Linked DNA regions of Homo sapiens: region 2 is linked to region 1. A link is an interaction called in ENCODE POLR2A ChIA-PET data of the cell type or tissue named here. Cell type or tissue: B cell. All regions are shown on one strand. Links, peaks and the distances in the headings refer to the core of each region. The heading gives the core; the rest is flanking DNA.

The links. ChIA-PET counts read pairs that join two places held together with the same protein. Peaks named below come from ENCODE experiments on the same cell type or tissue, not always from the same donor. Only the 100,000 strongest peaks of a DNase experiment are listed, where the experiment ranks them.
Region 2: POLR2A ChIA-PET joins it to region 1 with 9 read pairs; 2 of 35 experiments call an interaction of 5 or more read pairs at or near these places.

Annotation. Positions count from the first base shown.
Region 1 is chr12:66,279,742-66,291,076 of GRCh38, forward strand. No RefSeq gene overlaps it. Among named protein-coding and RNA genes, the nearest start is that of HELB, 17 kb to the right of the region's middle. In B cell, for the core only: no CTCF peak of the experiment used is centred there; no DNase peak of the experiment used is centred there.
Region 2 is chr12:66,211,718-66,223,052 of GRCh38, forward strand. It overlaps IRAK3 (interleukin 1 receptor associated kinase 3), which reads left to right. Exons shown (of 12, transcript NM_007199.3): 6 at 5,454-5,518. Among named protein-coding and RNA genes, the nearest start is that of IRAK3, 28 kb to the left of the region's middle. RefSeq lists an enhancer at 11,048-11,335. In B cell, for the core only: no CTCF peak of the experiment used is centred there; a DNase peak (open chromatin) is centred at 5,844; H3K27ac peaks cover 1,847 bases.

The sequences.
Region 1 (11,335 bases), core at 2,042-10,041:
GACTTTGCAGTGGACCCTGGAGTGATCAGGGTGACATATCCTTCCTCTCTTATTTCCTATATAAGATACGATCCTTCATGCAAACAATACAACAGATGAAAACAGAGGAAAGAGGCTGGGCAAAATCATAGATTGAGTAATAATTGTTTAATTCCACACTCTGACTGTTATAACTTCAGTTATAACTTGTATCAATCTTCCTTCCTTTTTTAAAAAATAAAGCAAAACAACAACAACAAAAAAAACAGGGTCTCACTCTGTCCCCCAGGCTGGAGTGCAGTGGTGCAACCAACTGGGTCTACAGGTGCATGCTACCGTTCCTGGCTTATTTTTAAAATTTTTTTTTTGTTGAGATAGGGTTTCCCTATGTTGCCCAGCATGGTCCTGTACTCTTAACTTCCAGTGATCCTCCCTTCTCAACCTCTCAAAGAGCTGGGAGTACAGATGTGAGCCACTGTGCCCAACCCAACTTCCTTTCCTTGATCTTGGGGTCTTTTAACTTATGTAACAATTCTATTCCATTCCAGAATCTACCATTTCCACATAATTTTCAATAACACTTTCTCTCCCTTCAGGCTCTTGTTAGAGACCTCCTGCAATTCCACTTCTTAAATGGACTTTAATTAATTGGAGGCCTCCATTCTTAATCCAATGGATAAACATGAACGTTGAATAATGTGAGACATAAATTTATTTCAATGCCCATTTACTGAGTACCTACTGCGTCGAAGAAAGGCTTCACCATTAAGTAACTCATAATCTAGTTAATAAATTTATTAGAAACCAAAGGGAAGATCCTATGTCTTAGAAGCACATTAATCCAGGTTGCCAGAAAACAACTGGTCCCTTCATAAATCATGGGAATTCCTATGAATTCCTTTGGAAGCCACCTCAGGGTGAGAAAAGTCATGAGTGTGTTGCAGTTGGTCTATGAAATTGGGAAAGTTATCACTAGGGCATTTTTTAAAATTCCTTCCTCTTTCAGAGCACGCTTGGCTGCTTCCTTTTTGGATGCAAGCTGAGCTGACAGAGTCTAACCTCAGTCACATGCTGTGTATAGAAGCCACAGAAACACAAACAGAAGCCAGACATGGTGGCTTTCACCTGTAATCCCAGCACTTGGGAGGCCAAGGTGGGTGGATCACTTGAGGTCAGGAGTTTGAGACCATTCTGGGCAACATGTTGAAAAAAATACAAAAAATAAAAAATTAGTTGGTCATGGTGGTGCACACTTGTAGTCTCAGCTAGTTGGGAGGCTGACATAGAGGATCACCTGAGCCTGGGAAGTCAAGGTTGCAGTGAGCTGTAATTATGCCACTGCACTCCAGCCTGGGCAACAGGATGAGACCTTGTCTCAAAAAAAAAAAAAAAAAAAAAAAAAAAAAATGAAGAAGAAGAATTAAAAAGAAAAGACAGAAAGAAAAAAGAAACACACACAGACACATTTGCAGCAGCATGGCTGCAGGAAGAATGAATGGTGATAACTGGCGAGGAGGGCAGGTTTCTAAGAATCCTAAAATGTTAACACTTGAAAGACCTTAGTTTATCAATCTCCTGGTCCAACCTCCTCATTTATGGATGTGGTGTCTGAGCCCAGAATTGAAAGGACTTGCATAAGGTCTCATGCTAAGCTTGTGATAGGACTGGGATGTGAATCCGATTCTTTTTAATATATGTCTCAGATTAGGTTCTGAAGGTCTAAATATGACCTTCTGTGACATTTGGCTAGTGTATTAGTCCATTTTCATACTGCTATGAAGAAATATCTGAGACTGGGTAGTTTATAAAGAAAAACAGGTTAAATGGACTCACAGTTCCAAATGGCTGGGGAGGCCTCACAATCATGGTGGAAGATGAAGAAGGAGCAAAGGCATGTCTTACATGGCAGCAGGCAAGAGAGCATGTGCAGGGGAACTGCCCTTTATAAAACCATCAGATCTCGTGAGACTTATTCACTGTCGTGAGAACAGCACGGGAAAAACCCACCCCCATTATTCAGTTACCTCCCATGGGGTTCCTCCCATGACACATGGGGATTATGGGAGCTACAATTCAAGATGAGATTTGGGTGGGGACACAGCCAAACTATATCAGCTAGTGACCATTTTCTCCTGGAAACTCTTTAGGTCCTTGACTTCTATGACCTTTTCCCCTCCAGGCTGTACCCTGCTCCTCCTGAATGTTCCTTCTGTCTTCTTTGCTAGTGTCTTCCCCTATTCTACCCTTAAAAAGGAATGTTCCTTAGAGTTCACACCCTTTCTCATTCTCCCTGCACAATCTCATCAATTATTATTGTTTTAGTTACTGTAAAAACTACATCTTTGACTCGAAAATCTTTGTCTTTAGTTCTGATCATTTCCCTAAGATCTATATATTCAACTGTTATCTAGATATCTCTTTCCATATGTTCCACAGACATCTTAAGCTGTCTACCTCCGAGCTATGATCTTGCCCATCTTTCCTCCAAACTAGTTGCCCTTCCTGTATTTTATGTCTTAGATAGTGACATTGTGATCCATTCAAATTACCTTGTCCCTATCCCCGTTATCCAGTTGGCCATCAAACCCTCTCAACTCTGTTGTTTAACATTCCTTGAACCCATCACCTCCTCAACATCCTAAAACCTTTGCTTTAGTTTAGGCCTGTAGTCATAGATTCACAGAAAACAAGTAAGACAGGACATGTGTCATTAACAGGGAACAGTTATGACTAGGACCAATTAGAGACAATAGACCTTATTTAAAGGGAGCACAGAGTACTTAGTTTAAACAGACTCTCTCCTGCGAGAACAAAGGCCCAGTATTCCCAGATATTTTAAATTTAAAAGAAACCTACATTTTTAACGTGAAATCTTTTTAAGTGGGGCAAGTAGTTCAATTTTTTAAATAACTTATATATTGAATAGGAAGTAAACATACACTGTCCCTACCTCCAACACACATACATAATGCCTGTGGGCTAGATTGTGTCCTTGGGCTGCCAGTTTGCAATTTCTGTGTAGCCTCTCATTTTCTCTTACATGGACTATTGCAAGTGTTTCCTAAGTAGTCTTCCTCACTCCACTCTGTGGCCAGAGTAATCATCCTACAGATGTAATGACATGATGATGTTGATCATTATAATCACGGTTTGAGAACTCACTATGTGTCAGTTACCATGACATATTTATCCCATTTAATCCTTCAAAGAGCCCCATGAGGTACTATCATGGTCACCCTTTTGCAGAGTAGGAAATTGGTTAAGCACCTCTGATATTCCAACTCCAGAGCTTACGCTCTTAATGACTGTTTTCTACTCTGTTCCTTTCCTGTGGCCTCCCATTTTCTAATCCAGCGGTTTTTATCTTCTGTAGAGCCTCCATCCCCTAATAAATACTGCAGACCTCAGAAAAATCCATACCTAATTCTTATAAATTTTATATGCAGTATCTGGGGGAAATCATAGACCCACATGAAGCTCTTCCATGGTCTCAAAGGTCCATGGATCCTGAGTTTAAAATCCACTGGTCTATAGTACAAAGTTAATACCCCTTAGTATGGCATTTGAGAGCCTCCATAATCCAGGTGCTGCCTGACTTTCCACCTTCCTCTCCCCAGCTCCTTGTAGCTGCTAAAATCATGCTCGCTTCTTCTTTCTCTGTATCTGCTATTCCCTCTATTTGGAAAGCTCTTTCCTCTACCTTGTCAGCTGACTCAGTTTCTACAGATTCAGCTAATAGAAAGCATTGTCTATCTGTAACCTAACCTAGTGCCTCTAACACTTCCTTGCACTTGTTGTTTACAAGGCTGCTTCCCCATTAGACTACGAGCTCCTTCTTGAGGGCAAGGACCATGCTTTGTCCATCTGCAACTCTACATCTAGCACAGTGCCTGAGACATAGCAGGTGATCAGCAAATACTCGAATGAATAAAAGTGGACTGATGAGGTCATAGGAAGCAAGCTAGATGCCAAGGTCAGAAGGGCTAAATGAGTATAGACATTGGGCATGATAATATGAGAAGTTTTAACCAGTGAGCTTTCTGCACTTTCCAATTCATTGACTTTCTTCACTCATTCAGTGCCCTGAGAACTACTTCCCTTCCACAGACCAGGCAGCTGATGTTAAATATCAAATTCTTGGCTTTTGTTTGAAAAAAATCAGTGCAGAAAGATATGAGAAAGCCTGCTGACCAAGCTCCCCCACCACTCTGCAGTGCCCCTTACACAATGTTCCAACACTAGAAAACAGTCTTTTTAGTGCCAGATAGGGGTGGAAGAAGAGAAGGAAAGGAAGCAGGTGAGTTAGTCATTGGCCGGACTTCCTAGAAGGAAGGCAGAGCTCACCTTCATGATCTTAACTCCAAGACAGGGTGGGAGGGTGGCCCTCAGAAAAGTCTGAGGATTTGAGAAGGGAGGACTTGTAGCCTGCTTTCTGTCTGGGATGCTGGAAGGCAACAGCCTCAGGAGAGTTCCCTGTAGCACTGTGGTGCAAGAGAACTCAGGCTGTGGATGGCTGGATGACGTGCTAATGGCAAGATGCCTTGAGGTGGCTCTATCACTTTTCCTGCAGCCTTGAGAATGGGCAAATTTCCCTGAGTCCCCAAGAAAAGACACAGTGTTTGTTTGAGACAAGGATGTGGGCCCCGAAATTGGCATGCATTTGTGACATGGAAGCACCATAGTGAAAAATGGTGTGGACCCTGCAGCCCTGGACCAGATAGGGCCATGGAGCCTTCAGTGGGTACCAGAGGAGAGACAACCATGCTCAGGGTTAGATAAGACTTGTACACCTCAGCAAACGCTGGCACAGGGAAAAGGACAATTGCAGATATTTCCTACAGGGCCATGAATCCATAGAACATGGATGCTACCCCAGAATGAATAAGCAGGAATAAGAAAATCCTGATAGATATTAAACCTGACATGGAAAAAAAAAAAAACACTTTAAACTGACTGAGTTACTTGAATTGACTAGATTTGTTCTTTTAATCAGGAAGAATAGGAGCCTGATACAAAACTCAAGTTCAGCCTTAGCAAAGTAAAGAAAATCATATTTTTGCACACTGAGTGTGTACAAGCCTATAAAATATTACCTTTACAACAGAAACAGTTCTGGCTAGAGCTGAGGAACGGGGGTGAGGAGTAAAGGATGGAGCCAGCAGGGATAAGGAAGATTAGATGATTATCTTCAATATAAACTGAAGAGGAATGTTTCCTTGAATTTCCAAGAGAGCTGATTCCTATAGTAGGTGAGCATCAAGATACAAAAATTAGTAGATTCCTATAGTACCTGATTTCTATAGTAGGTGAGCACCAAGGTACAAAAATTGGTAGATACAACCAGAGTTTAGTGTATAATAAAGGCAAATAGAATAGTAGCCTGACTCTCATTAATCAGGTAGGGTTCTTCTCAGCAACCACTAGTGAGAAGACAAAAAAAAAAGATTTGATGTTAAAATCATTATTTAAACTAAAAAATTAATTTTAATTACTGAATTGTGTGCATGTTAATGAAAAAAACAATACAAAAGTATTTTATGAAAAAGTCAATTATTTCCTACTTTATTCTATTCTATTCTCATATCATCTTGGTGACTGATGTTGACAGCTTAGTGTGTACCCAGTTACACTTCTACCATGGTCTTAAAACAGTTATGCAGACTTTTGTTTTGCTGTTGTTTTTCAAAAAGCTAATAATACTTTACACATTACTCTGCAATGTGCCATTTTACTTAATTAGACAGCACTGACATCCTTAAGCTTCTAACTTAATTCTTTTTAATCACTACATAATGTTTTTTAATTTGATTTACCATAATAAATTCAATAATTTTTCTATTGATGAGCAATCTGATTGTTTCTAGTTGCTTTTGGCCTATGAGAAATAGTACAATAAATATTCTTGCACAGTGGTGCTCTCATTTCTATAGGAGAGATTCTCCAACATGGAAGTGCTATATTAAAGAATGTGTTGATAGATTTTAAAAGACATTATATAATCGGCTGGGTGCAGTGGCTCACGCCTGTAATCCCAGCACTTTGGGAGGCCAAGGCGGGCAGATCACGAGGTCAGGAGATCGAGACCATACTGGATAACATGGTGAAACCCTGTCTCTACTGAAAAAAAAAAAAAATACAAAAAATTAGCTGGGCGTGGTGGCACTTGCCTGTAGTCCTAGCTACCTGGGAGGCTGAGGCAGGAGAATCGCTTGAACCCAAGAGGCAGAGGTTGAAGTGAGCTGACATCGCATCACTGCACTCCAGCCTGGCCAACAGCAAGACTCTGTCTCAAAAAAAAAAAAAAAAAAAGACATTATATAATTAATTTCAAAAGTTTCTAGCAATTCACATTGCCACAAAGGGCCTTTGGTCTGCTGGACAGAGTAAGCCCCATTGAGAAGATGATAATCTTTTTTCTTAAGCAAAAACACAAAGATAGCGAGGGAGTTAGCCACACAGTTCCCTGGGAAAACTATTCTAGACAAAGAGAGGAGACAGTTCAAGAACTCTCTGGGAGAATCATATCTGATGTGTTCAAGGAACAACAAGGGGGCTGGGCCAGTGTAGCTGAAGCAAAATGAGCAAAGGGAGAGCAGGAAGTGAGAAGGCCAGAGAGACTGATGGAAGGGCAGAGCATGTAAGGCCTAATAGGCTTTGCTTTCACTGCGAGTGTGATGTGGAGCTCTTGCAGGGTTTTGAGCAAAGGAGTTAATACAATCTGACCTGTTTCAAAAGAATCATTATAGCAGCTCCACTGGAAAAAAAAAATGCTGTAGGAAGCAAAATTGGAAGCAGGAGGTCCGTTAGGAGATTATTGGAATAAGCCAGCACAGAGAGGGAGGCAGCTGAGACCAGGGTGGGAGCAGCAGAGGTGGTGAGAAGTGATTGGATTCTGGGTATGTTTCGAAGGTAGAGCCAATGAGATTTGGTGATGGATTGTGCATGGGACGCAGGAAACAGAGAAAAGTTAGGATTAACTCCAAAGAGTTTGGCGGGAGCAACCAAAGGATGAAGTTACCATTAACTGAGATGGGGAAGACTGTAGGTAGAGCAGATCTGGGGAGGAAGAATGGTCAGGAATTCCTGTTTGATCCTGTCAAGTTTTAAAAGATATTTAACTGGCGATGTTAAGCAGGCAGTTGGAAGTACAAGTTTGTAGTTTAAAAGTGATGTATAAGGCCGGGCGCAGTGGTTCACGCCTGTAATCTCAACACTTTGGGAGGTCGAGGCAGGTGGATCACTTGAGGTCAGGAGTTCAAAACCAGCCTGGACAACACAGTGGAACCCTGTCTCTACTAAAAATACAAAAATTAGCTGGGCACTGTGGCACGTGCCTATAATCCCAGCTACTCGGGAGGCTGAGGCAGGAGAATCGCTTGAACCCAGGAGGCGGAGGTTGCGGTGAGCCGAGATTGTGCCACTGCACTCCAGCCTGGGCGACAAAACGAGACTCCGTCTAAAAAAAAAAAAAAAAGAAGAAGAAAGAAAACAGTGATGTATAGACAGTGATATAAATATAAGAACCACAACATATAGGTGATACTCAAGGCCATAAGAGTGAATGGAGTCTGGACAGATAAGAGAAGACTAAGGACAGAGTGGTCATGGAAAGTAAGGAAGGCCAAGGAGGCTACTCAGACAGAGCAGCCATGAAGGAGGGAGACAACTGAAAGATCGCGGCATGCCAGAAACCAAGAGATGAAAATGTGTTCAGATAGAAGGACAGATCAGGGACATCAAATACTGCTGACAGGTCAATAAGAGAACAACTGAGAACAACTGTAGTAGGCTAATTAATGTCCTCCCAGCCCCACAAAGATGTCCACATCTTAATCCCCAGAACCTGTGACTATATTGTCTTACATGGCAAGAAGAACTTTGGAGATGTGGTTAATGTTAAGGATCTGGAGATGGGGAGATTATCCTGGATTGTCCATGTGGGCCCGATGTAATCACAAGGGTCCTTATAAGAGGGAGGCAAAAGATTCAGAGTCAAAGTCAGAGAAGGCAGTGTGACCGTGGACACAGAGGTCTGAGGGATGTGGCAAGGAATGATTGTACCCTGGAGCACCCAGAAGGAAAGCAGCCCTGCTTCCCCATTTTAAACTTCTGACCTTAAGAACTGGGTGATAATAAATTTGTGTTGTTTTCAACCACTGGGTTTGGGGTAATTTGTTATAGCAGCAATAGAAAACAAATGTACTAACCATTGCATTTAGCCATGTGGAAGTCACTGGTGACCCTGCACCAGAGGAATTTCAGGGATGTGTTGGGTTGGAAACCTCATTGAAGTGGGCTAACAAAGACCAGGAGAACAAGTCTATCCTAAACACATGCAGGACCTTTTCTAGAATTAGAAGAGGGGCCTGCTTCAGGCTGGCCAATTGAAAAAGGTGGTGCTTCTGGATAAACCAATTTCCAAATGTTTCTTCTCCAACCATGACAAAGTCCTATGTCAAGCTTTCTGCCTGGCAAGCAGAGAATGGAGTAGATATTAGTCTCCATCTGTGCCCTTCTTCTCTACCAAATGCCTCTGTGCAGAGTACAACCGGAACTCAAGCTGAGTCGGTGCTGAAGGAGAGGAGGAGCAGATAATAAGTACAGATAGCCCTTTCAAGTGGTTTTGCTGCAGGAGCAAGGAAATGAGAAGGTAGCTGGTGGGGAGGGGAGGACAAACAAAATTTTTTTTCTTTTTTTTTTGAAACAGAGTCTTGCTTTGTCACTCAGGCTGGAGTGCAGTGGCACGATCTCAGCTCACTGAAACCTCCGCTCCCGAGTTCAAGTGATTCTTCAGCCTTAGCCTCCCATGTAGCTGGGACTACAGATGTGCACCACCATGCCTGGCTAATTTTTGTGTATTTATGTATTCATTCATTTATTTATATTGATTGATTTTTTTGAGATGGAGTCTCACCCTGTTGCCCAGGCTGGAGTGCAGTGGTGCAATCTCAGTTCACTGCAACCTCTCCTTCCTGGGTTCAAGCGATTCTCCTGCCTCAGCCTCCAGAGTAGATGGGACTACAGGCCGAAGCCACCATGCCTGGCTAATTTTTTGTATTTTTAGTGGAGATGGGGTTTCACCACGTTGGCCAGGCTGGTCTCGAACTCCTGACCTCAGGTGATCCGCCTGCCTCGGCCTTTCAAAGTGCTGGGATTACAGGTGTGAGTCATTGTACCTGGTCTAATTTTTGTGTTTTTAGTAGAGATGGGGTTTCTCCATGTTGACCAGGCTGGTCTTGAACTCCTGACTTCAAGTGATCCACCTGTCTCGGCCTCCCAAAGAAAGGATCTTTTGAGATGGCAAAGGCAACTGTATTTTTGTGTGCTGATGGAAATAATTCAAAAAAGAGAAAAGTAAATGATATAAGAAAGAAGGGAGAATTGCTGAAGTGATATCCCTGAGTAGATGAGAGGGGATTGGGTCTAGACCATATCTAATTGAGGACTACAACAGAGGAGGTTATGTTTGATAAAATCAATAAGAAGGAACAAGGTGCAGTGTAAGATAGTAATATATTAATAATACATGTACACTATGAGGTTGATTGACACAAAAAGAAAGAATGTAGAAGTTGTGCAGCCAATCAGGAGGAAGTCATAATAAGTTAGGGGAGAAAGGTATAGAGTCGGGTGTTGGTATGACTCTTACACTGGAGTAAGCAGGGTTCTTAACCTGGCCTCAGGGGACTCCATTCTTTGAAGTGCTTTCCTCAAATCTTCTAAGACTTCCTCTGGTACTTGGGACCAGCTGATATTGGCAGTGCCATCTGGGTGGGGTGTTGCAAACTTGGGTTGGAACCCCATGTGGGCCCCCATCCTTGTTCTTCCATTTGGGGTGCTCTCTAACCCTCTGTCCCATGGATGAGGTCAACCAGATACACTGAGGAGTTCCATGAAGCCTGCCTATACAGTCACTCTGGTATTCTCTGGCCAGGCCCAGGTTTTGGGAGGGTGACCTGGCAAGCCAGTAACTCCCGTTGGGTAATACAGTATGTATGCATATATGTATGTATGTATGTATGTATGTATGTATGTATGTATGTATGTATGTATTTTAAGGTTTCTGTGCAGTTGAGCTACTGAAATGGTATCGACAGATAGATTTGGAATGGCTTAAGCTGTTTACATGACAGAGCACCTGCAAAATATCCCCAGGGATGGCCCTGAATGTGACATGGGGATCGCCTGGGGTGGAGTGCCGTGGTGTGATCTCAGCTCACCGCAACCTCCGCCTCCTGGGTTTAAGCAATTCTCCTGCCTCAGCTTCCTGAGTAGCTGGGATTACAGGCACCTGCCACCATCCATGCCTGCCTGATGTTTGTATGTTTTGCATTTTTAGTAGAGATGGGGTTTTACCATGTTGGCAAGTCTGGTCTTGAACTCTTGACCTCAAGTGATCCACCCACCTCTGCCTCCCAAAGTGCTGGGATTACAGGCGTAAGCCAGCATGCCTGGCCCTCATAGAGATATTTCAGAAAACCAGGAAAAACACAATTCGGGGAGTAGTGCTTAAATCAGAAATGCTTAAATCTTGTGCTTACTGCTGTACTTCAACAATGATATCATTTAGCAAAGAGATCATAGGTGGAGTTTTTGAAGAGTTGGACAAAAGTAGTTTCTCTCAAAATAAAAACTTATGGCCAAATATTATGGGAAAGATGTCAGCCAACAATAATCTCTCCAAAACAGAGCCACCCAGGAAAGAGGTAAAGAACATTTATTTATCCTGTATGTAGCATATATCAGTCTGTTCTCACGCCGTGAATAAAGACTGATTTAAAGACCTGAGACCAGGTAATTTAAAAGGAAAGAGGTTTAATGGACTCACAGTTCCACATTGCTAGGGAGGCCTCACAATCATGGCAGAAGACAAAGGAAGAGCAAAGGATGTCTTACATGGTGGTAGGCAAGAGAGCTTGTGTAGGAGAACTCCCCTTTTTAAAACCATCAGATCTCACGAGACTTATTCACTATCACGAGAACAGCACAGAAAAGACCCACTCCCATGATTCAGTTGCCTCCCACCAGGTTCCTCCCAAGACATGTGGGAATTACAGGTGCTGCAATTCAAGATGAGATTTGGGTGGGGACACCGCCAAGCCATATCAATGTGCTATTTATCTTAGACCCCTGTGTACAGAGTTCTTACAGGCTCATCCAGCAGCAGTGTAAAAAACAAGTAACCTTGCAATTCAAGTTATTTGTCACTTAGAGATGACAAGAGGTTGTGGTAACTTTGCAACTGTTGTGGTTTTACCCTAAGGTCCCAGAGAAGTGTGTATCTGTTTTACAAATCTCAAACAAAAGAGAGGCAACAAATCAAGGAGATTGATACTATGCTGCAGTGTATGCCTCC
Region 2 (11,335 bases), core at 2,195-10,194, 68 kb before region 1:
GAAATAAGAGATATGATTTCAGATGACTGGAGAAGTAAAGACCTGTCTTGCAAGAATGAGGAAGTTAAATGCTTTCCATCCCCAGATGTTATAGCATGAAAGACTTTTCTGGGCTGGGTGTGGTGGTTCACGCCTGTAATCCCAGCACTTTGGGAGCCCAAGGTGGGTGGATCACTTGAGGTCAGGAGTTTGAGACCAGCCTGATCAACAGGGTGAAACCCTGTCTCTACTAAAAACACAAGACTTAGCTGGGCGTGGTGGTATGCTCCTGTAGTCCCAGCTACTTGGGAGGCTGAGGCAGGAGAATCGCTTGAGCACAGGAAGAAGAGGCTGCAGTGAGCCAAGATTGCACCACTGCACTCCAGCCTGGGTGATAAAGTGAGACACCACCTCAAAAAAAAAAAAAAAGACTTCTGAAAAGTCTCCAGGACTTTGTTAAAGAGGGTCAGGTAGTGCTAGCCTGCCCTGATTTTCTTGGATTTTTAGGATGAGCCGGGTCCTCTCCAGGCAGCCTCACAGGCTAAGCCACAGTTTGGCATTTGGTACTGCTTTATAAATTGTCTTCTATCACAACTCAGAAGGGTGGAAGGAGGAGGCTTTCGAGTAGGAACAACAAACCAACAAACAGAGTAGGAGGTCAGAAGACAGTTGATTGACTGCAGCCAATGAAGCAAAAAGGGAATTCCAGGATCAAGCTCAGGAGTCAGTCAGAGATAGGTCCACACACAAACACAGAAGAGCTGCTCTTCGTTTTCTTCATAGTTGGTCAACAATAAGTAAACATTTACTAAACTCTTATATGGACTGGGTGCTGAGCATGTAGAGATGAATAAGGCATAGTTCTGTCCTCAAGGAGCTCACAGTCTCTCTGGTGAAATAGCCAGGAAAACAAAAGATTAAACTGTTGTAAAAGAGGTACTTTAGCGAGAATTGTACAAAAGATCACAGAAGCACATAAAAGATAGCAACTCTCACAGCCATAAAAAAGAATGAGTTCATGTCCTTTGTAGGGACATGAATGAAGCTGGAAACCATCATCCTTAGCGAACGAACACAGGAACAGGAAACCAAACACTGCATGTTCTCACTTGTAAGTGGGAGTTGAACAATAAGAACACATGGACACAGAGGGGAGGGGAACATCACACACCCAGGGCCTGTTGGGGGGTTGGGGGAAATGGGAGGAAGAGTATTAGGACAAATACCTAATGCATGCGGGTCTTAAAACCTAGATGATGGGTTGATAGGTGCAGCAAACCACCGTGGCACATGTATACTTATGTAACAAACCTGCATGTTCAGCACATGTATCCAGAGCTTAAAGTAAAATTAAAAAATAAATAAAAAAGAAAAAAAAAGAAAAAGAGGTTTAATGGACTCAGTTTCACATGGCTGGGGAGGCCTCAGTATCATGGCAGAAGATGAAAGGCACGCCTTACGATGCAGACAAGAGAGAAGTTGTGCAGGGAAACTCCCATTTTTAAAACCATCAGATCTTGTGAGACTTATTCACTGTCACAAGAACAGCACTGGAAAGACCCACCCCCATGATTCAATTAACTCCCACTGGGCCCCTCCCACAACACGTGGGAATTGTGGGAGCTACAATTCAAGATGAATTTGGGTGGGGACACAGCAAAACCATATCAGAAGTCTATCTGAAAAGGTTACATACCATATGATTCCAAGTATATGACACTTTGGAAAAGGAGGAACAATTGAGACAGTAAAATATGGTGTCTGGGTGTTTGGTAAGGGTTAGATGAATAGGCAGAGCACAGATGATTTTTAGGGCAGTGAAACTACTCTGATACTGTAATGGTGGATACATATTATCATATATTTGTCAAAACCCATAGAATATACCACACTAAGAGTGAACTCTAGTGTAAACTACGGTAATAATGATATGTCAACTTAAGATCATTGATTTTAACAAATGTACCTCACTGGTGTGAGATGTTAATAATTGGGAAGCTGTGTGCATGTGTGTGGGAACGCCTTACTTTCCTCTCAATTTTTTGTAAATCTAAATCTGCTCTAAAAAATAAAGTCTACTAATTAAAAAAAAAAAAAAAAAAGATAGCGACTCTCTCCTCCCAGAGGAGGGCTGTGTCTGGCACCCAGAAGAGTATCTGGCCAGAGTAACCACTCAGTAAACAGTTCTCAAAAACAAATGGGGAAACCATCCAGCTGGATTTTGAAGGATGAGTAGAATTTTGGCAGGCAGTAAAGGAGGGGAATTACATTCCTGGTGGAACAAATAGCAGTTGCAGAGACCTGGAGGTGTGTGTATGAAAACGTAGGTCTTCCTCATGAATAGCATTTCATTCAGTGCAGCGGACTGGGTGTAGGGAAGATGGTGAGAAGAGGATGCTGGAAAGATATTAAGTCTGTGGGTGATTTTTAAGTAGGAGACTGAAAGATTTGTGTTGTTAAAATATGACTTAGATTCTAGGTTAGATAGTGGATTGGAAGTTGGCAGAAGAATTGGGGGAAAGATGGCAAGAGCTAGCTGGAGGCAGGCTGGGCATGGTGGCTCATGCCTGTAATCCCAGCACTTTGGGAGGCTGAGGTGGGCGGATCACTTGAGGTCAGGAGTTCGAGACCAGACTGGCCAACATGGTGAAACCCTGTCTCTACCAAGAAATACAAAAAAAAAATTAAAAAAAAAATAGCTGGGTGTGGTGGTGCCTGCCTGTAGTTCCAGCTACTCGAGAGGCTGAGGTGAGAGGATTGCTTGAACCCAGGAGGCAGAGGTTGCAGTGAGCCAAGATCACGCCACTGCATTTCAGTGTGGGCAACAGAGTAAGACCCTATCAAAAACAAAACAAAACAAAACAAAACAAAACCACCAGACTGGAGGCAGAAAGACCTGGTAGAGGGATATTTCAGATGTGCAAACCAAGAAATGGACAGGGTATAAACCCGTGTTCCCAACCCTGACTATATATTAGAATTATCTAGGAGCTTTTTAAAAAAATGAGCCTTTAAAAAAATTGACTTTTAAAAAAATGGGCCTTTAAAAAAATGAACTTTTAAAAAAATGGTAGTCACCAGTATTTTTTAAAAGGTCCCAAGGTGGTTCACATGTGTAGCCACTGTTGAGAGTTAATGCTGTTAGCCTGGGCAAAGTCAGTGAGGATGCAGAGGAGAAAGCATGTCTAAGAGACGAGGTGAAGTGGACCACATCTGATTATCTGTTGGATAGGAGTGGGGAAGAAGGAGGGTTTCAAGGTGATTCCGAGTTTGCAGCTTGCATTACCGTACCGTTTTAAAAATTATTTACCTAATTTCTCCATTTCTCCAAATTGCATTTAGTACTACTTAATTGTACATAGAAATCTCAAAATTACTGAGAAGATGAACAGTCTGCTAAAGAAACAACCAGCTGGCCCAACTATTCAACAAATAGAATGTGGTTGCTCTAGAGGTGGCCAAGCTAAAGCCTGTTTCTTAATGCCAATGTGTCCCTGGCCCCAATTCGTACATTGTCTTATGGTTGAGCCTCAGGACCCCATCCCCAAAGGGTCCGTCCAGTCTACTTTCCTACTCTCTCTGCAGCTGCCACCAAATCACACTCCCTTTTGGGAGTTTTCTTTCCATGAGTCTGAATGGTATTGATTGCTTCTAGAACCCCTTCCCTTTCTTTCTTAAAGAAAGGTGTTATTTCCTGGATTGTCTTTGACCCCTCCAGTGTGGTTTGGGTGACACTCCTATGTGTAGCAATAGCATCAAAGCATTACGTTATTCACCCACCTCTCTCAAAGGACTGGGCAGCTTTTTTTGAAGAGCTCTTATTTGTCTTTGTATCCTAGTGCCTTATTACAGGGCCTTGCCCATAGTAGCTCAGTAAATGTTTGCTGGATAAATTGAATGCAGCATACATACCCTTTTCAAGAATTTAGTTGCTAGTTGTTACGAGTAAAAATACCTGAGATTACCAAGGTGTGTACAAAGTCTTACTGTCTCTACATACATTTTAACTTTCTCTTAAGGTGGTAAATGAAAGTATGGCCGGACTTTGCCCTTCTGCTTTTATCTCCGCCCCCTATTTTAACCCAACATGCACACACACACACACACACACACACACACACACACACACACACTTATCAGGAAAAAATGAGAGCATTTAATGAAGCCTTAGCCACAGAACATTGTTAAAGAAATGCAGTTTTGTAACATTGGTTCATTACCAATTACTTTTCTTAGAGGGACTGAGGTGGGAAATTGTACTAGGTGTGTTAGATCTGTGCTTCTCTAACTTTAATCACCTGGGAATCATCTTACAATGCAGATTCTGATTCAGCAGATCTGACAGGAGCCCTGGATTTGCCATTTCTCGGCAGCTCCTAATGAAGCTGGGGTTTTTTGGTCATAGACCACATTTCAAGCAACAGGGTGTTAGAGTGCTACATTAGCATAAACAAAAAAACCGACTCCTTCATTTTTCAGACTGGAAAACTATGGCCTTAGGGAAGTTAAGTGACTGACAAAGAATCACAAATAGCGAGTGTTAGAGATGGGCGGAAAATCCAACCCATCTGGCTCCCAGGACAATGGTCTTGTAAAATGTAAATTCTGATAAAATGGTCCTTGAAAATGATTTTTTAGCCTGATTTATTGTTTCTGACTTCCTAGTTCAACTTGGAAAATAGTTTCCAAAATTCCTGTTGAATTTCTCTCCCTTTATTCCTGAGGGCAGAACTCCAAAACTCCACCTTCTCTAGCAATTTGCAAATGATAGAACGTTACAACTGGTGAGACCTAGGAGCATACTTAATTTAACTCTTTTGGTAGAAGTTGGAAACCTGAGATCCAGAGACATGCAATGACCTAAGATATATGAAGGCATCAAGAACAGTGCTAGGGACAGAGTAGGTGTTCAGTACAATGTTACTGAACTCATTAAAATATTCATGTGTCAGGCTCTGGGCTATCTTCTAAAGCTTCTTGAAAGTAAAGAGTTATATTTTTATTTGCTTAGTAAGCCCATCTTTTCAAAAGGCAAAGGTAAACTTGAACTGACATATCCAAATAACCCAAGTCATAAACACCAAATTAGTGAAATTTTGTAGCAGAATAGAAATAACACAAGTTGGATTCTTTATAAGATCAAGTTGGGGAGGTTCTAGCTGTCATGGGATTGTCTTTGAATACATAGAATGTTTTTGAATTTATGTAAATGTGTGCAAAATATGATGAAAGAGTTAACATGGCGATACACTGCATGAAAAACCTTCAATTCAAGAACACTGGTTCTAGATCTCTTTTGGGGCTAATGGATTGTTGAAAATCTGTTGAAAGCTAAATGTCATCTCCCCAGAAAAGTGTTCATATGTGTTTACACCAAAAAGTTCATCTAATTTAGGGAGACTATAGACCCTGGGTTAAGAATCCCAGAAACAGATCCTTTCCTTAATTTTGTTCTTGTCTTTCTGTATATGTAGGAGAAAAAAATGCAGTGTAAGAAGCATTGGAAGAGGTTTTTATCTGAGCTTGAAGTTTTACTACTGTGAGTATGTTTTCTCTGGAATTTCCTCCTCTTTGTGCCTGGGTTTCATCTCTGTTCATTTTTTATTTTACAGCACAGAGCTTGGCGTGACATGTAATAAATTTGGGTTGGATGTTAGAACTTCGAATAAATTTTGATATCTGCTTTAGTATATTCCTTAAAGTACATTTTAAAATAGATCATTTACATAATTCACTTGAACATATTTTAACAGGAAACTGTCACAAGGAAGTAGGTTAAATCATGTGTGACTAACATGGCTGAATAGTAATACTTAGAACATTAGAGTGGTCTATATTTCACCATTTCCTCCTTCCTTAGAGAAATTCCAGTCTAGAAGCTGTTTCATCAGTATAACTCTATTCAGGAAGAGAGTTTTAGACAAAGAAATCAAGCGCTTTTGATGTGCATATTATTTTTCTGGAATTCACTCCTGAGTCTGAGAGTCCTTGGAGACAAATTGAAATGACTTCGTTTTCATATACATATTCATATCTGCAGCTGTGCAGCCTTCCTCATTGAAGGCCTCTAACCCTGTAGAGTTCACTTGTCATCCTTTACAAATAGGAAACTTTTTCAGATTTTTTTTTAACCAAGATGTGAAGTCGGGAAGCAGGGAGGAAGCTGAAGAGAGAAGGCATTATACTGAATCCATTTTCTTTTATACTGAAGACCAGAAATCAAAATAGTAGAGGCTAATCATCAAAGCTTACATATCACTTAGTCAATAAAAAATGAAATCCAAAATTGTAATAGTAAAAAGTTTTTACATGTGAGTTTTATTTATTGGCTTATGAAAGTAAGATTCAAACATTGCAAAATTTCAAAAGTACAAAAGCATAGACCAGGAAAAGATTTTCTCCCACCATTATCATCCAACCACCCAGCTGATCTTTCCAAAGTAACAGTATTACCAGTTCCTTGTATATATTTCCAGAGATATTTTGTGTGTAGGCAAATATGTATTTTGTTTTCTTATTTTTCTCCCTTAACACAAGAGGTGACATGAACACATTGTACACATTGCTTATTTTCATATTCTATTATATTCTATACAGTAGTTTACATAACCCACTGTTCACAATTTCTTAGATTTGTTCCAATATTTTATTATATGAAATAATGCTGCAACAAGAAAACCTTGTATATATGTTATTTCATACTTATTTGAGTATATCTGTAAAATAAATTCTCATAAATAAAATTATAGTATCAAATGGTTATGTGCATTTTATCATAACAAATTGTCCTCCAATATAAGTTATACCAATTTACTTTCAAAGCAGTCATATGAGAGTGCCTGGTTTTCCATTGTTGCCAACCTAGTATTTATTCTTACCTCTTAATTTTCGCCAATCTGATAGGTGAAAATAGTTTATCAGGGTAGCTTTTGAAAAAATATTTAATTGACAAATAAAAATTGTATATATTAATGTGTACAATGTGATTTGATATACAGTATGTACACATTGTCTAAAGATCACCACAATCAAATTAATACATCTATTACCACCCATGCTGTACTTTAGATCCCCAGAATGTGTTCATTGTACAATGGAAAGGTTGCCTGCTTTGACCAACATCTGTCTATTTTTCCCAACCCCCAGCCCTTGGTAACTATTTTTCTACTCTCTGCTTCTCTACGTTTGACTTTTTTAGCTTCCACATATAAGTGAGATCATGCAGTATTTGTCTTCTGTGTCTGGCTTATTTTACTTAGCATAATGTCTTCCAGGTTCATCCATGTTGTTGGAAATGGCAGGATTTTCTTCTTTTTATGGCTGAATAATATTCCATCGTGTGTGTGTGTGTGTATGTGTGTGTGTGTGTGTGTCTCACACTTTATTCTTTATCCATTCCTCTGTCAATGGACATTTAAGTTGTGTCTATGTCTTGGTTACTGTGAATAATGCTGCATTAAACATGAGAGTGCAGATATCTCTTTGAGATACTGATTTTATTTCTTTTACATACGTACCCTGATATGGTTTGGTTCTGTGTCCCCACCCAAATCTCATCCTGAATATACTCCCATAGTTCCCATGTGTTGTGAGAGGGACCTGGTCGGAGATTATTGAATCACGGGGGCAGTTTCTCCCATACTGTTCTTGTGATAGTGAATAAGTCTCACAAGATCTGATGGTTTTAAAAAGGGGAGTTTCTCAGCACATGCTCTGTTCTTTTGTCTGCCGCCATGTGAGATGTGCTTTTTATCTTCCACCATGATTGTGGGGCATCCCCAGCCACATGGAACTGTAAGCCCATTAAACCTCTTTCTTTTGTAAATTGCCCAGTCTCAGGTATGTCTTTATCAGCAGCATGAAAATGGACTAATACATACCCAGAAGTGAGATTGTTGGATCTTATGGTAGTTGTATTTTCAGTTTTTTAAGGAACCTCCATTATGGCTGTACCACTTTATATTCCAACCAACAGCATACAAGGACTTCTTTTTCTCCATACCCTCAGCAACTCTTGTATCACTTGTCTTTTTGATAATAGCCATCCTAATAAGTGTGAGGTGATATCTCATTGTGGTTTTGATTTGCATTTTTCTGATGATTAGTGATGTTAAGCATCTTTTCATATACCTCTTAGTCATTGGTATGTCTTCTTTGAAAAACTATCTCTTTGGGTCATTTGCCCATTTTTATCAGGTTATTTGCTTTTTTGCTATTGAATTGTATGAGTTCCTCACTATTTTGTATCTTAACACCTTATTAGATATATGGTTTGCAAGTATTTTCTCCCATTCCATAGGTTTCCATTTCATTTTGTTGATTGTTTCCTTTGTTGTGCAGAAGCTTTTTAGTTTGATATAGTTCCACTTGTTCATTTTTGCTTTTGTCACCTATGCTTTTTGTGTCATAGCCAAAAAATCATTGCCAAGACCAATGTCAAGGTAAATTTTCCCTATGTTTTCTTCCAGATTTGTATGGTTTCAGATCTTACATTTAAGTATTTAATCCATTTTGAGTTAATTTTTGTATATGGTGTAAGACAAAGGTCCAATTTTATTATTTTGTATGTGGGTATTCAGTTTTCCCAACACCATTTATTGAAGATAATTTTCTTCTTCTGTTGTATATTCTTGGTGCCCTTTTCAAAGATTAGTTGATGATATATATGTAGGTTTATTTCTGTTATTTTTTTTTTTAAATTCTATTCCATTGGTCAATGAGTCTGTTTTTATGCCGGTGCCATACTGTTTTTATTACTATAGCTCTGTAATATAGTTTGAAATCAGGACGTGAATGCCTCTGGCTTTGTTCTTCTTTCTTTTTTTTTTTTTTTTTTTTTTTTGAGACGGAGTCTCGCTCTGTCGCCCAGGCTGGAGTGCAGTGGCGGGATCTCGGCTCACTGCAAGCTCCGCCTCCCGGGTTCACGCCATTCTCCTGCCTCAGCCTCCCAAGTAGCTGGGACTACAGGCGCCCGCCACTACGCCCGGCTAATTTTTTGTATTTTTAGTAGAGACGGGGTTTCACCGTTTTAGCCGGGACGGTCTCGATCTCCTGACCTCGTGATCCGCCCGCCTCGGCCTCCCAAAGTGCTGGGATTACAGGCGTGAGCCACCGCGCCCGGCCTGTTCTTCTTTCTTAAACTCACTTACTGTTTTGGGTCTTTCATGGTTCTATATAAATTTTAGCATTTTTCTTCTATTTTTGTGAAAAATGGCATTGGAATTTTGATAGAAATGTGTTGAATGTGTAGCTCACTTTGAGTAGTATGGACATTTTAACAATATTAATTCTTTCAATTCAGGTATGTAATGCATCTTTCCATTTATTTGTGTCTTCTTCAGTTTCTTTCATCAGTGTCCTATAGTTGTTAACGCACAAAATTTTCACCTCCTTGGTTAAATTTATTCCTAAGTGTTTTATTCTTTTTAATGCTGTTGTAAATAGGATCATTTCCTTAATTTCCTTTTCAGATTGTTCATTGTTAGCATATAGACACATAGTTGATTTTTATATGTTGATTTTGTATTATGCAACTTTTCTGAATTTGTTTATTGTTCTAACAGTTTTTTTGGTGGAGTCTTTTGGGTTTTCATCATGTCATCTGTAGACAGAGCCACCTTTAACTTGCACCTTTCCAATTAGGATGCTTTTATTTCTTTTTTATTGCCTAATTGCTCTGGCTAGGACTTCCAGCTCTATCTTGAATAGAAATGGAAAGGGTGGGCACACTTATCTTTTTCCTGAACTTAGAGGAAAAGCATTCAGCTTTTCACTGTTAAGGTATGATGTTAGCTGTGGGTTTGTCATATATGGCATTTATTACATTGAGATACATTCCTTCTATACCTAATTTGTTGAGAGTTTTTATCATGAAAGGATGTTGAATTTTATCAAATGCTTTTGCATTTGTTGAGATGGTTTTGTGATTTTTATTTTTCAGTCTGTTAATATGGTGTATCATTTACATATTTGCACATGTTGAACCATCCTTGCTTCTCAGGGATAAGTCCTGTTTGACTCTGGTATTTCATCCTATTAATGTTCTGTTGAAGACTGGGCACAGGGGCACATGCCTGTAATCCCAGCACTTTGGGAGACCAGGAAGGTGGGTCACCTGAGGTCAGGAGTTCAAGACCAGCCTGGCCAACATGATGAAACCCCATCTGTACTAAAAATATAAAAATTAGCCAGGTGTAGTGGTGCACGCTTGCAATCCCAGCTATTCAGGAAGCTGAGGCACAAGAATTGCTTGAACCCGGGAGGCGGAGGTTGCAGTGGGCTGAGATCATGCCACCACACTCTAGCCTGGGCAACAGAGCAAGACTCGATCTCCAAAAACAAACAAACAAACAAACAAAAAATGTTCTGTTGAATTTAGCTTGCTAAATTTGTTGAGGATTTTTGTATCTATGGCCATCATGGATATTGGCATATAACGTTTTCTCATTGTGTTCTTATCTGGCTTTGATATGAGGGTAATGCTGGCCTACTAAAATAAGTTTGACAGTGTTCCCTCGTCTTTAATTTTTTAAAAGATTTTGACAGGGATTAGTATTAATTCTTCTTTAAATGCTTGTTAGAATTTACCCAGAATCTCTATGGTCCTGGACTTTTCTTCGTTGGGAGGTTTTTGATTATTTAATCAATCTCCTTGGTTGTTATTGGTCTGTTTAGGTTTTCTATTTCTTCATGATTCAGTCTTGGTGGATTGTATGTTTCTAGGAATCCATCTATTTCTTTTAAGTTTTCCAGATTGTTGGCATACGATAGTTCATAATAGTCTCTTATGATCCTTAGTGTTTCTGTGGTATCAGTTGTAATGTCGCCTCTTTCATTTATATTTTATTTATTTGAGGCCTCTCAAAAAAACAAGTCTCATAGTATCAATTTTTCTGAGAGATATTAATAATCCTTTTATATATTTAAGAGATATATTTTATTTTCTATGAAGTAGCTTATAATATTCCTTACCTATTTTTTAAAATTAGGCTTTTTTTAGTGGTTCAAAGGAATATTTTATAATTCCTATTAGAAAATCAGCCTATTTTTATGTTATGAGACGCAAATAATTTTTTACCATACTGTCATTTCATCTTTGCTTATTATAGTTTTGACATGTAGAAATGGTTTTAATATAGGTAATTTCACTCGCGTCTGTGTGAAGAGACCACCACACAGGCTTTGTGTGAGCAATAAAGCTTTTTAATCACCTGGGTGCAGGCGGGCTGAGTCCGAAAAGAGAGTCAGCGAAGGGAGATAGGGGTGGAGCCGTTTTATAGGATTTGAGTAGGTAAAGGAAAATTACAGTCAAAGGGGGGTTGTTCTCTGTGGGGCAGGAGTGGGGTGTCACAAGGTG